Regions from separate parts of the Homo sapiens genome. Here region 2 is linked to region 1. Evidence: chromatin contacts called from ENCODE Hi-C or POLR2A ChIA-PET data. All regions are on one chromosome and are shown on one strand. Each heading gives the region's core, a stretch centred on a gene start or an enhancer-like site at or near the end of the contact. The rest is flanking DNA. Distances are from core to core; before and after follow the strand shown. Region 1 holds the start of ST3GAL5 (ST3 beta-galactoside alpha-2,3-sialyltransferase 5). Region 2 overlaps LOC105374843 (a long non-coding RNA gene).

Region 1 (7,413 bases), core at 2,375-4,874:
AATGTCATAAAGGAAATGGTTTCTTTCTAACCGTGGTCTTCTGCTTCCCACAGCATTACTTTCTTCCTAAAATAAGCTCTTCTTGTAGTCCAAGATGTCTGTCTTACCAACAGCTTCTGAGGCTACTTACTGCCTAGTTCTTGTCTAGCAGAACATGAAAGCATCTCTCCCCCAGCATCCAATAAATTCCTGAGACTTCCTCTGATTGGATCAGTGTGGTTCCTGTGGCTACCCATGAACCATTCCTAGTGGCAAGGAGGATGGGGCAATGGGGCTATCTGGGTGGCTGAGACCAGTAAGTCTCAAACTCTGGTCTCAGGATCAATTTACACACCTAGAAATTACTGAGGATCCCAAAGAATCTTTTTGACATGGTCTTTCTCTTGATATTTGCCAAATTAAAAATTAAAACTGAGAAATTTTTAAATATTTAATTTAATTTAAATATTTAAATTTTAAAATATTTATTAAGTCATTAAAATAATAAATCTGGCTGGGCATTGTGGTTCACACCTATAATCCCAGCACTTTGGGAGGCTGAGGAGGGTGGATCACCTGAGGTCCGGAGTTCTTGACCAGCCTGGCCAACATGGTGAAACCCCATCTGTACTAAAAATACAAATATTAGCTGGGCATGGTGGTACGTGCCTGTAATCCCAGCTACTTCTGGAGGCTAAGGCAGGAGAATCACCTGAACCTGGGAGGTGGAGGTTGCAGTGAGCCATGATTGTACCATTGCACTCCAGCCTGGGTGGCAGAGCAAGACTCTGTCTCAAGTAAAAAATAAATAAATAAAATAATAATAATAATAAATCCATTGCATGTTAATATATATTGATAAAAAATAACTTCTTTTTTTTAGACAGAGTTTCGCTCTGTCACCCAGGCTAGAGTGCACTAGCGTGATCTCGGCTCACTGCAACCTCTGCCTCCTGGGTTCAAGCAATTTTCCTGCCTCAGCCTCCTGAGTAGCTGGGATTACAGGCACATGCCACCATGCCCAGCTAATTTTTTGTACTTTTAGCAGAGACAGGGTTTCACCATGTTGTCCAGGCTGGTCTCAAACTCCTGACCTCAAGTAATCTGCCCACCTCGGCTTCCCAAAGTGCTGGGATCACAGGTGCGAGCCACCATGCCCAGCCAAAAAATAACTGGTTTTGGCTGCATGCAGTGGCTCACATCTGTGATCCCAGCACTTTGGGAGGCCCAGGCAGGAGGAACACTTGAGCCTAGGAGTTTGAGGCCAGCCTGGGCAACAGAGGGAGACTGCTGTCTCTACAAAAAATTAGAAATTAGCCTGGCATGGTGTTGGGTACCTGTAGTTCCAGCTACTTGGGAGGCTGAGGTAGGAGGATTGCTTGAGCCCAGGAGGTGGAGGTTGCAGTGAGCCAAGATCGTGCCACTGCACTCCAGCTTGGATGACAGAGTGAATCTGTCTCTAAAAAAGAAAAAAAAAAAAACGCTGCTGTCCTGGATTTGTAAGTAGCCTGAGTGACTCTTTGCTAGTCACTATTCAGAAGCTTCTCTGAGATCAGCCACTGACTTGGAGAGATAACAGTAAGGCTTTGAGATCTAGAGGCTGATCTTAGTCTGCTGTTTGGAGATCTCTGCCTTAATCCAGAATAATAGCTGAGGATGTCTCTGTGGCTGATGAAGAAAAGGAAGTTTGCAGGCCTGCTTGTCTTGCTGCCCAAGTGGGTCAACCTAATGTGAGTGGAGTGAATGAGGTAGTAAGGGCTTAACAGATGTCTTGTGATTCTGGGACAGGAGGCAGCTTCAAGTTCCTTTTCTTCCTCACCCCCACCTTACACCCATCCTTGGAAGCTGGGATACTGCTGACTCTCATGGCAGCCATAACGCTATCAGCGCCTGGCTTTGCCGACAAGGGGAATCTGGAAGAGAAGGGGAAGGACAGGGGAGACAAAGAGAGGTAAAGAGTGTTGCATCAAGCACATGTGTCAGAAGTGTTCAAACCAGAGCGCCTCCATTTTGAGTGAGGGCTAGAAAAATGAGGCTGGGACTTGCTAGGCTGCATTTCCTGAAAGCTAGGCATTCCTAGCCTCTAGGTGTTTATGGTTAAGAGAACAAATTAATAATGCTTACTAAACAGACCCAGACTTGAGAGAGTCCAGATATCCCGATATCTGGAGAACAAAGGCATTCCTAATTTTGCTTTAAAAATAATAATATTGATTATTGCAAAATATAGTAATTAGGGAAAATTAATCCTTTATCACAAACCCTTGTAGCAGAAGACATCTGCCCATATATACAAGCATTACAAGCATTGTACCTTAGTTGGATATGTCCCTCCTCTTATTTTCAGGAATGCCCTGCTGGAGTGCAGTGGCGATCTCGGCTCACTGTAGCCTCTGCCTCCCGGGTTCAAGCGATTCTCCTGCCTCAGCCCCGTGAGTAGCTGAGACAACAGGCTTGCGCCACCACGCCCGGCCAATATTTGTATTTCTAGTAGAGACGGGGTTTTGCCATGTTGGCCAGCTGGTCTTGAACTCCTGACATCAGGTGATCTGTCCGTCTCAGCCTCCCAAAGTGCTGGGATTACGCGTGAGCCACTGTGCCCAGCCACCACTTTACTTTCTTAATAAACTTGCTTTTACTTTGCACTGTGGACTTACTCTGAATTGTTTCTTGCGTGAGATCGAAGAACCCTCTCTTGGGGTCTAGATCGGGACCCCTTTCCTGTAACACATGGGCCTTGGGCTGATCTCCAAGATTAAGAGGGCAAGATACTCAGCTGCAAGGGTCAGCTGTCGCTGACCCCAGCAGCTGCTCTGCCTTGGCCAACTTACCGGATTTAAATCGCCCAGTGACAGCTTTTCCTCCAGTATTTTCAAAATGCTCCCAATATCCTCACGTTAGAACAATCCAGAAATAGTCTTATGGTAAAACTCTTTTGGGAAATGTGAAAGTAGAGTCCTCCCACCTTTTCCTTTGCAACGCTTTTGCCCCAACCTCGATCGCCCAGGCAGCACATTTTTTCCGGCACCCCCACCAAGGGAAGAACAGAGACATCTCCAAACCAGCTGCCCTGCGCCAAGCTGTTACAAAATAGAGCCACAAGTCTCCCGGTTTATGCAAACATATTTGGCTCGGTGTCTAGGATCTTCTTTTTCAAACTCAGAAGGAGATCACAGGCACACGGCCGCGGTGCTGTGTACGCCCCTCTGAAAGGAAGTTCTGCAAGTCGACCGACTTCACTGGCTTCACTGAAGTCCGGTCCGAAACCACCGGAAAGTTGCAGGCGCACAGTATACGTTCAGCTGTGTCCAAGAAATAACCTATCAATCACTGCCTTAAGCTTTGTTTCCTTCCTGAATTTTCTTATTTTCACGAATATTTATGCTTTCACAAACTGTATGTCATTTCCTCTCCAGAACCAAGGGGGGCTCGCCCCAGCCTGGCCCCCGCCCCGGGTGCGTCCCTGCAGGGGGCGCCCTGCTCTGGCAATGCCCACCGCACCGCAGGGCTGACTGGCCGCGCGCCCGGGGGCGGGGGCCGCCGCGGAGGCATCGTGCTCTCCGATTGGCCGTCCGCGTCCTCGTGACGTCAGACCCCGCCCACGCGCCCCTCCTCCGCATCTGAGCGGGGGAGCGGCGGCCCCCAGCTGAATGGGCGCGAGAGCGGCGCTGGGGGCGGGTGGGGGCGCGGGGTACCGGGCTGGCGGCCGGCCGGCGCCCCCTCATTAGTATGCGGACGAAGGCGGCGGGCTGCGCGGAGCGGCGTCCCCTGCAGCCGCGGACCGAGGCAGCGGCGGCACCTGCCGGCCGAGGTACGTGGCGCAGCCCCCTCCTCGGCGTCGCGGGGGCCCGCGGGCTGGGGGCTGCGGCGGCGACTTGTCTCTTCCCGGGCCGGCTGGGCGCGGCGTTTCCGCCTCGAACCCCGCGGGCAGCGCCCAGGGCACGACACCCTCAGGCGAGCCCGGCTGGGGCGCGGGCGGAGGGTCGTGGTCCCGGGCCGTGTGGACCGGGCGGGGGGTCCCACGCAGGTGTGTACGCGGTAGAGGGTGGGGCGGACCGCCGGGTGTCGGGTCCCGCCGCAGTGGCCCTTTCCCCGCCGCTTTCCGCTGCAGCTCGGGATTTAATTCATTGCTGGAAGCTTCGGAGTTAGCAGAGCCGAGTTAACTCGTTTTCCTGGGATGGGCTTAGGGAACCCCCTGCAAGGTTACTAGCAGCTCCTGAAACCTCTCTCTGCATCCATCGGGGAGGCGTGATGTGGGGCCGCTGGTAGAAATTTGCCGGTGACCTTCCCTGCACCCTCTCTGCAGCCAGCCTTGCGGAGAAGACAGGTTTTGGCGACCTTTTGATTTCTTCTGAATTGTAAGCCGTGGCTTGACGCGGGTGTGCATTCATTGTACGCCTTGCGTGTGTAAGTAACGCAGGGTTTTCCGAGAGCATCCCCGAGGAGCCCTGCCCTTGCCTCACACCCGCTTGGTGACCTTGGCAGACACTGATCCCCCTGTGGGGCTCGGGCTCATGGTCTCTCCTGAGAAGCTTACCCTGCCGATGGCCGAGGTCCCTTCCAGGCCCCGGGTTTTTCTAATCATAAAAAAATACGTTTACGAGGGTAGAGGATCCTGCAGAATCTCTAGCTGACTCGGAAGACGAATTTTATATCCTCATGTCTTAAGTCATGCATGCGGCTTTTGCTTAATTAGGCATCGTTCATTTGAAGGGGAAAATGGTTTTATGTGCTGCGCTTCATCTGGCACCAGTGGTTGCCTGCTCCTCGTGGCAGGGCCGTGCTGGGTGTCACAGAGAGGAAGGAGACTCATCTCCTGCCCTCTGGTGTTTAGCTGCCCTCCCCCGGGCTTATGGCTGCTAATCCTTTTCCACGGAAGGATACAGCTGCTGAAACTGTGGAAGAGGAATCCATTTCTGCTGCATGAAGGGGCACAGACTTGAATACAGTCAGGACAGGTTGTGGTTTCACTTGTGTAATCCTGAGAGCTTGACAGCTTCGAGGAGTGTCTAACATTGCTAGTAACAGAGCCTAGAAGCACCTGAATTCCAGCTGTCACTTGGAGAAGGAGAGATTCATACGAACTGCGAGAGCATATAACCAGCATGTCTTGAGTCTTTTACCCATGTGCCTGTTATATGGATGCTGCTGTTTTTGTAAGATGAAATGACCCTTGGATATTCTGGGTTATGATCAGCATTTCTTCGTCTAGGCGAGAAAAGAAACAGGTGAGATAGGAAGGCATGAAGGGGCTCATGGAAGAGAGAGGGCTGACAGGCAGAAATTTTGAGAGCTCACATTTACGACTATTTGGACAGTTCTTATAATTTTGGCATAAATTGTAAATTGTTGCATGTTATCAAAATAGATTGGTGATGAACGTTAAGGATATATCCGTGGCAGAATAAGAACACACTCTTTGTTCTTTGGTTTGCTCCTCTAGTTCTTCCCTGCTTGCCTTGTGGGACTATTTGCAGCAATGAGGGGAATTTATCTAGCAGGTTGGCCTCGGGAGGCAATGAATGAAAAGAGGTTGGTGAGTCCTCTGTGGGAGTCCATTCCAGGTCCTGGAGGGCTGAGGTGGGTGTCTTGGAGCCAGCAGTTTCTGGGAGAAGGGATAAAGCTCACCTTCCACACCCTCCTGGCTCCTGAGGAGCGATTTAATCCGCACTGCCTGTGGACACGATGGAGGACTGAGATCACTCCCGAAGGGCATGCTCCGTGGTTTTAGTCTGCTGGGAAGCTCTGGCAGAAGTAAAACAACTGGGAATATACACATGTTAATGATGCTCCAAGCTGCCTAACTGCTGAGGAAGGAAAAGCAAGGGCTGGATCAGTGTGGGTGGCATAAGTTAGCAAAGGCATCCAAAGTGGGGTGAATCACAGGCCTGGTGTGGGAGGAAACCATAAATATGACGGTGACACGCAGGCTCGCCCGGGAGACAGCCAGCTTAAGCACACGTGCAGAGGAGAAGCAAGTGAAATGCGTAAGGGAGCAGGAGAAAAATCAGCTTTGAGGCTTCAAGGACACTACCAGGCTTGTCTTACCTGGACACCAGACAGACAAAACTTTTTTTTCCTCTTTTTTTTTTAAGTATAGCATAGATACTAGGAAAGTAGACATACCATAAGTGTCCTGCTCAATGAATTTTCCAGACTGAACATGCCCATGCACTCAGCACTTAGATCAACAAACAGAACTGGCCGGGACCCTGGGAGCTCCCCTTGTGTTGTACTCCAGTCGCGGCCTCCCCCAGGATCAGCCTTGAACTCCTGGAGTCAAGCAATCCTCCTGCCTTAGCCTCCTCAGTAGCTGAGACTACGGGCACACACCACCAGACCCAGCTAATTTGTTTTATTTTATTTTGTAGAGACGGCTCCCACTGTGTTGTCCAGGCTGGTCTCTGGCAACTCCTAGCCTCAAACTATTCTCCCACATTGCCCTCCCAAAGCGCTGAGATTACAGGCGTGAGCAATTGCGCCTGGCTGGCTAGTGTATGCCTTCTTTCCTTAAGCATTGAGTTTCTGAGAATCACTCATGATGCTGCCCATGGTTGAAGCATGTTCACTCTCATTGGTGATAGGGGCCATTGGGTGAATATACCACATAGTCACGCATTGTTAGTGGACATTTGGGCAGTTTGCAGCATTTGTCTGTTACAGAAAGTGCCGCTGTGACCACTCTAGTGTCTGGCTTTGGTACATATGTGTCTGCATTTCTGATAGGTCCATACCTAGGCATGGTATTGCTGTTTTAGGAGCCACAGGCACAGCTATTTTACTCCAGTTTTTTTTTTCTTTTTTTTTTTTTTGAGACAGAGTCTCGCCGTCGCCCAGGCTGGAGTGCAGTGGCACGATCTCAGTTCACTGCAGGCTCCGCCTCCGGGGTTCACGCCATTCTGCCTCAGCTTCCCGAGTAGCTGGGACTACAGGCGCCTGCCACCTCGCCCGGCTAATTTTTTGTATTTTTAGTAGAGACAGGGTTTCACTGTGTTAGCCAGGATGGTCTCGATTTCCTGACCTCGTGATCCGCCCACCTCGGCCTCCCAAAGTGCTGGGATTACAGGCGTGAGCCACCGCGCCCGACCTTATTCCAGTTTTGAAATGATCACACTGGTAGTTCCTCACTGTTCGCTGATGAGGGCCACAGTTCTAAGGAGACTGGGGAAGGAATCAGGAGTCCTTCTGGCAGTCAGGATCAGTTTCTACCTGGCTGTGTATGGTGCCAGCAAGTGTGGTCACCTATAGGCCCCAGTCTCCCAGTGGGTCAGGCAGCAGGGCAAGGTGAGCTGTGAGGAACCCTTAGCTCCCCAAGAGCCTCTGACCTAAGGGAAGTGTTTCTCTGGTGAAACTGCCTGGCTTGGTCTCAACTCCCACCCTTGTTGCTGCAAACAAACCACTCCTCTCTGAGCTCTCATAATACTGCACTTCCTA
Region 2 (7,413 bases), core at 2,115-4,614, 87 kb before region 1:
TCCACCCACCTTAGCCTCCCAGGTAGCTGGGACCACAGTCTGGAAAGGGGATGTTAACAGCTTCACTAGGACACTTTTTGAGTCTTGAACTCAGTTTCTCAGATTACATAATTTCACTTCCTCCTAACTTGTTTGAGAGGCACCACTTTCTGAACCTGCATCTGATGCTGACATTGGGAATTATAACCCAAACCACAATTACCCATTCAAATAACATTTGGACAGTTTTCCTCCCATTTACCCAGGAGATATATATTTATAATCTTCAAGTTGCATTTTAAAATGATTTTAAAAAGCCTTATTTACAAAAACATGCAACTCTTTTCATTGTGAGGTCATATCCCTAGGGAGACTTACTAAATCTGTGTTCAAATTTCTTTGCCGATTTTTTCACCACTGTCATCAGGTGACCTTTATAAACATACAAACTAGCATTGACTGAGGTCATTTCAGGTGACGGCATCTCAGACAGCTGTCATTACTTAAAAAGATGAATTAAAAAAAGTGGAGGGAGGAAAGGTGAAAGAGAAATGCAGAAAGAGAAAAAAGAAAATAAAAGAGAGGAAAAGAGAAAGAGGAAAGAATGAGAAAGAGAAGGAAGGAAAGAAGGAAGAGGAAAGAGGGGAAGGAAGGAAAAAAGGAAGGAAGAGGAAATAGGGGAAGGAAGGAAGGGAGGAAAGAAGAAAGGAAGGGAAGAATAGAGGGAGGAAGTGAGGGAGGGAGAGAGGAGACTAAGGTTTCTAATATAAGACTACATGGAATTAGTCTTTTCTGAGGGATAATTTTCAGAAAAATAAACAAACAAAAAACCCTTGGCTCATATTCAGTCATCTCTGGTGCCATCTTTTCAGTCATAGTGTCTAGAACAGTGCCAATGAATGTTTCTGGAATGAATTAACTGATTGCTATTGTCTTCTAGCCCTAACAAAGATTTCTCCATGACCCTTAGATCCTTGGACCCCTGGTCCTAAGAGAAACATCACCCACCTCATGCCCCCATGCCTGGCTTTTGCTTGGCTACTAAGCTCCATCTTGCTTCTTTTTTCTTCCAACATGTGTATTCAGAAGCTCTTGGCTTTTATTAAATGCAACTCTGCTGCTAATACATTACAGAATTTAATCTTGTGCCAGCCACACCCTGGCACTGAACCCAGCTGGGCAGGGGGCCAGATTTGAAGTGAGGTTCTCCCTGCCAGTGATTAAGTTTGGTTAAGAGGTGAGATAGTCACTGCCAGATGCAAAAACTCCAGGAGGCATTTCCAGCTGCATGTAGAACTCTGTAGTTTCTGCCTCTGGTGATGGAGTTTGGGGGTCATCTGAATGGGGAGTGATGAGAGGTAGGAGCTGAAATAGAAAGATGCGGCCGGGCACGGTGGCTCACGCCTGTAATCCCAGCACTTTGGGAGGCCGAGATAGGCGGATCACGAGGTCAGGAGGTTGAGACCAGCCTGACCAACATGGTGAAACCCCGTCTCTACTACAAATACAAAAATTAGCCAGCCATGGTGGTGTGCGCATGTAATCCCAGCTACTCGGGAGGCTGAGGCAGGAGAATCACTTGAACCTAGGAGGCGGAGGTTGCGGTGAGCCAAGATCATGCCACTGCACTCCAGCCTGGGTGACAGAGTGAGACTCCATCTCGGAAAAAAAAGAAAAGAAAAAGAAAGAAAGAAAAAAGAAAGATGCAAATAAAACAGAGGTGAGGACAGCAGCGGGTGAGGAGTGGGTCTTCGATGTTGGTAGAAACTTCTCTAATCTTTTACACCTCTAACTCTATCTCCCTCCTGAAAGCCCTCATCTGGCCTGGAATTGGCTTTGAGGGTTGTACCACTATGCATTTTGATAACACATGATGAGTTTTTAGATCAAAGCACACTAGGGTAGTTGTTGTTGAATACATGCATGGCTAATTCTATAGCCTCCTGTGGGGTCAGGTTACCCCCAAGCCCTGTGCCTCAGCCATGGGACACATGGCGATGGTTGTGGATGGATCCTCATGCACCATTCCCTTAGCTCTTGTGTTCGTAATAGAATCCTTATTTGAGAACCTGGGTCCCTATCAGTACAAGTAAAAGGAAAAGAAGAAACACCCAGAGTGAGATTCTTCAGGTAGCTTTGAGGATGCCCAAGGTGAAACATTAATCAATCAATAACAACATGATGGAGAGGCAGGTGTTCCCTCTTCTGTACCCCCTTTCCTGGAGTGTGGGAACTACTGAGGCTCTCACAATGCAACTCAAGGCTAGGGAGGAGATAGATACCATTTTGTTTTTGTTTTGGTTTTGAGACGGAGTCTCACTCTGTCGCTCAGGCTAGAGAGCAGTGGCATGATCTCGGCTCACGGCAACCTCCGCCTCCCAGGTTCAGGCAATTCTCCTGCCTCAGCCTCCCAAGTAGCTGGGACTACTGGTGCCTGGCCACCATGCCCGGCTAATTTTTGTAGTTTTACAGAATTTTTTTTGTAGAGATAGGATTTCACCATGTTGGTGAGGCTTGTCTCAAACTCCTGACCTCTGGTGATCCACCAACCTCGGCCTCCCAAAGTGCTGGGATTACAGGTGTGAGCCACTGCACCTGGCCTAGACATATACCATTTTTGAATAACAAGGTATAGTAGAAACGCCAGCGGGAAGTTTACTCTTCATAGGTTGAACACGTGATGTTGCAGATGCATTACCTCAATGCTGATCACCACGAGGGCTAATGAAATCCAAAGGAACTTTCTGCCAGCCCACTCGTCACTCCCCCTGCCCACTAACCAGTCATGCAGACAGAAATGGCTAAAAAGGCCCCAACATCCACACCAAAGACTGGGCACAGAGGCTAGTGCTTGAAAAGGACCAAAGGGCAGAGGTGCAGAGAGAGTGGGAAGGAGAGAACCTGGCGGAGCGAGGGTGATCTTTGCTAGTGAAGGTGGCCACACACTTAGTCTTCCAGATGGGTACATGGTCACGGAGACACATTCAACAGGGCAGAAGAGCCACAGCAAACCCTGGCTGTGTGGGTTTTCTATGGAGAGGGCTTGAAGCGAGGCTTCTGGGGGTTCCCTGTGTGACCAAAAGACCAGCTACCAGAAAGGCTGCTTGGCATGGGTCTGGCACTGCCTTCCCTTCCCAACAAGGGTCAAAGGAGGGGCTACTTCAGCCTATGCTGAATGCTTCCTAGGTGCCAGGTGCTCGAACACACATAATCCCCTTGGCAGAGAGAGCCCAGTCACCATCCAAGGTCCCAGGGATTAGACACCGGGCCTGTCTGACTTGGGTCTGTGGTCTTCCTATAACACAGGAAAATGGCAGCAGCTGACAGGCTTCTTGTTTTAAGCACTGGCTGGGGTCCACCTCTCTTCTGAGGCTGCTTCAAGCCCTGCCAAGGTCCTCCCAACAGAGCTCGGTCATGCCAGATATGAATTCGTTTCACACCCCTCTGATCTTTTCCACGCTGCCAAACACACTGCATCCCTCCTTTTCACTTAGGCATTCTGTTGAAGGTGAAAACAACATGTTGGAAGAGGGCTGTGAGAGGAATGAGGGAACACTTATTTTAAAATGAGATTTACCCTGTTCAGCCCTACTCAGTCCTTGGAAATGAACTTCAGCACAGATTAGAGGTCTCTTTTTGGAAAATGGCAAAATTACAGAGACTGGTCCACTCCTATGTCCTCTTACTGGTCCCTTGGAATAGTACTTTTCAAACTTTACTGTGCCTAAGCATCCCCTACAGAGCTTCCTAAAACTCATATTCTTGGGCCCCATCCCCAGAGACTCTGATTCAGTGGGTCTGGGTGGGGCAGAGGCAGAATTGTCAGTTTTGACAAGCTCCCAAATGATGCAGATGCGAATGGTCAGCGAAGTGTGTGTGGAGTGCCCCTGCCTTGTGGATGTCACAAATGAACCTTTTCTAGGCACTGGCTGGATTTGTCTGCCAGTGCTGGAAGAGTGGTGAACTTTCTAGATTGCCCTGAGGGCCCCTGGGAAGTGTGGCTCCCTCGAGTGTTACTAACACCCAGGAACATCAAACGGTCCCCAACTTTCTCTTCCTCCCACTCACTTGGTGGGGAGAGAAGGACAGAAGATTGGAAAGAGAAGAAGGAAGCACTAAAATAAACTTTGCCTACTGGTGATTGTGCTGAGACCATTCCTGCCAAGAGAATGACTAGAAACAATATTTGCGTTTGATCCAGATTTGAAGATTTGAGGTTGGACACGCATATCAGTTTCCTTATTTGTAAAACCCGGATAAAACTACGACCTTGAAGATTCTTGTGAGGAGTAGAGTCACAGCTGGTGAGGGTAGCACCAGAGCCAACATCTGGTTTCTCAGAATCTCAGGTCAGTGCGCTCATGAGCACACCAATGACAGTGGTGCCCACAGAGTGAGCACCCACCAGGTCTAGGCATTGCATAAATGGCTCCACAGATGATGTTCCAGTGAAACCTCACAATACCCTGACAAAAAAGATATTGTTCTTCTCATATTACTCCTGAAGAAACCCAGTATTAGAGATTAAATAACTTGTCCAAGGTCACAGGGCCAGAGGTGGGATCCAGATCTCACTCACACTGTGGCTGTTACCACCTCACAAACCCCAGGGATCCTCCCACCAGTGCCCTCAAAAAACCGTCAGGTTGGCTGCAGCCCAAATAGGGCTGAGAGTGGGGAGAGCTGGGGTGTAGAACCTGCTGTCATGAAGCTATGTGGACTAGGGCAAGCCATTTTCCCTATCTGGACCTCAGTTTCCTCATCTGTAAAATGGTGTCTAAGTGCCCTTCCAATGCTGATATATAAGGACTCCACTACTTTTTCACTAGGGCATTGGTACCAAGTTGAGTTCCGTAAGATTCTCTCATTGCCAGCATGCCATCTCCAGGGTTCCAGCAGTCAGTAAACCAGGTCCCAGGGAACCACTTAGACTCTTGTACCCCTCAGGCTTAAAGAGGAGGGGCCTCTATAGATCATCAACAAAGACAGCTGCAAGTCAGAAAGCAGGAAGGTCCAGGTGAGCTGCTGGCTCAAACTAGGCAAGTACGTGGGGTGGGTCCTGTCATGTCTTTTCCTTGACATTTAAAGAAGGGAATATGAGCACAGTAAGGTATGTACTCTGTACAAAAATGTTTCAACACTATTTCTTCATAGATGACATAGTTAAAGAGACTGGATCCAGCTGCCAGGCTGAGTGCATACAACCATTCAATGTCAACACAACCTTCTTACAAGGCAGAACAAAGATTTTATTTTAATTTAATAGAGAACACCCACCATTAGCATGACATTTACCACTAACACTTTACTTGCTTTATCACATATCTATTGATCTAGCCATTCACTAATCCATCTTATTTTTGATGGATTTCAAAGTAAATTGTGACTTCAGTACATTTCCCCCTAAATATTCAAGTATACAGATCACTAACTAGAATTCAATATTTGATATATTCTCTTTGATGTAAAATTTATATACAATGAAATGCACCAATCTTGCATATGTGTTAGCTGAATTTTGTCAAATGCATCAAACCTGCACAATGCAAACCCCCATGAAGACACAAAGAATTGCCATCACCTCAGAGTGTTCTCTCAAGCCCCTTCCTGTCATAGATTCTTCCCGTTCTTCATTAAAGATTTGTTTTACCCAGGACAGGTTTTTAAATTTAGTTTTATCGAGTTATAGTTTACATACAATGAAATTCACCAATTTTGTTTTTCTGGATGAGTTTTAACAAAGTTGTGATACAGTTGTGCAACCACCACCAGAGCCATGACATAACATATTTCCATCACCCCAAAACTTTCCCTCATGCTCTTCTGCAGCCAATCACCTCTCCCTCACACCTCGCCCCTGGAAACCGCTGATCTGCTCTCTGTCACTGTAATTTCGCCTTCTCTAGAATGTCACATTAATGTTACAATATAGTATGTAACCTTCCACATTTAGCTTCTTTCAGTCAGCCATATGCTTTTCAGACTTACTCATGTTGTTGTATGTATCAATAGTTCATTCTTTTCTTACTGAAAAGTAGCATTCCATTGTGCTTGATGTACATAATTTGCTTATCCATTCACCTGTTGATGAACATTTGGATTATTTTCTGTTTCTGGAACTCAAATCCCAAACGAATACAATATAGAAATGATATGGAGTGAGTCTTGGCTGGAAAGAATTAATCTCTGTAGTAACTCTTGTATGGGGAGTGGGGATAGACATCTAGACCAAGGATCAGCAAACTTATTCAGTAAAGGGCCAGATTACAAATATCTTAGCCTTCGTGGGCCATACAGTCTTTGTCTCAACCACTCAACTCTCCCATGATAGCACAAAAGCAGCTACATATATAAACAACTATATATATATCTAAAGACAATATAGAAACAAGTAAGTGTGGCTGTGTTCCAATGAAACCTTGCTTATGGACACTGAAATCTGAATGCTATATACGTTTCATGTGTCATAAAATGTTATTTGTCTTTTGATTTTTTTTAACCACTTAAAAATATAAAGGCCGAGTGCAATGGTTCATGCCTGGAATTCCAGCACTTTGGAAGAACAAAGTGGGAGGATCACTTGAGCTCAGGAGTTCAAGACCAGCCTGGGTAACATAGCAAAACACTGTCTCTACCCCCTAAAAATAAACAAAAACCAAAAACAAAAATTAACTGGGCATGGTGGTGTGTACCTATAGTCCCAGCTACTCAGGGGGCTGAGGTGGGAGGATCTCTTGAGCATCAGAGGTCAAGGCTACCGTAAGCCTTGATTGTGCCATTGCACTCTAGCCTGGGTGACAGAGTGAGACCCTGTCTCAATAATAAATAAATACAAATACAAAAAAAAATTCTTAGCTTCTAGGCTGTGCAAAAATGTGGAATAGGTGGGATTTTGTTACCAAAATACCAGGGGTTCAGTCTAGGTCCTGCTGCTCACAGCACAGAAAGCCAGTCACTGAGACAACAAGCACTGCCAAGGAAGAAGGCTTTAATTGGGTGCCAAGGAGGTGGGAGCTCAGTCTCAAATCCGTCTCTCTGACAAACTAAAACCTGGGGTTTATAGAGCAGGGAAGAAATGTAATGATGTGTAAAGAAACAGGAACCAGGGAGGGGCAAGGAAGCAATCATGATGAATGAGGGGTCAGGCATGTCATTGTCTGAATGTGGTGATCTGGGGAGTTTCAGTTCTTTGCTACTTTCTTGAGAGGCCTGAAGGTCTTTTCCTGAGGAAGGAACTCAGATAAAGCAAATGTAAACTTCAAGCTTTAAGATCAGAAAAGTCAATTTCTATGTTTATCCAAAAGAACAGTCTATGGGACTATTTGGTTGGTTTCAACTTGGCCCATAGGCTGTAGTTTGTTAATAGTCTAGATTACTTCAAAACATTTTAGAAAACTATGTTCAAGTACATGTCATCAAAATTTAATTATAACC

Evidence for each region. Hi-C counts contacts between places; a loop is a spot of excess contacts on that map. ChIA-PET counts read pairs that join two places held with the same protein, here RNA polymerase II (POLR2A).
Region 2: a map of sigmoid colon shows a loop between it and region 1 (2.0-fold over the local background). The contact joins the enhancer-like site here to the promoter of ST3GAL5 in region 1. A Hi-C loop is called at or near these places in 1 of 168 maps with a recorded cell type or tissue (sigmoid colon). POLR2A ChIA-PET finds 5 or more read pairs at or near these places in 7 of 52 experiments (A549, BJ, Caco-2 and 4 more).

Annotation. Positions count from the first base shown.
Region 1 is chr2:85,885,201-85,892,613 of GRCh38, reverse strand. It overlaps ST3GAL5 (ST3 beta-galactoside alpha-2,3-sialyltransferase 5), which reads left to right and starts at 3,624. Exons shown (of 7, transcript NM_003896.4): 1 at 3,624-3,790. The coding sequence starts at 3,709. It overlaps ST3GAL5-AS1 (ST3GAL5 antisense RNA 1), which reads right to left and starts at 3,334. Exons shown (of 3, transcript NR_110569.1): 1 at 2,811-3,334; 2 at 1,409-1,438; 3 at 362-923. RefSeq lists silencers at 3,223-3,842, 3,883-4,002 and enhancers at 4,173-4,252, 3,944-4,444, 4,783-4,912, 4,923-5,042.
Region 2 is chr2:85,972,267-85,979,679 of GRCh38, reverse strand. LOC105374843 (a long non-coding RNA gene) reads left to right here. Exons shown (of 3, transcript XR_940318.3): 3 at 1-559. Among named protein-coding and RNA genes, the nearest start is that of ST3GAL5-AS1, 87 kb to the right of the region's middle. Within about 2 kb of position 3,364, at least 3 of the 41 ENCODE cell types and tissues checked have a DNase peak (open chromatin) inside an H3K27ac peak, as active enhancers do.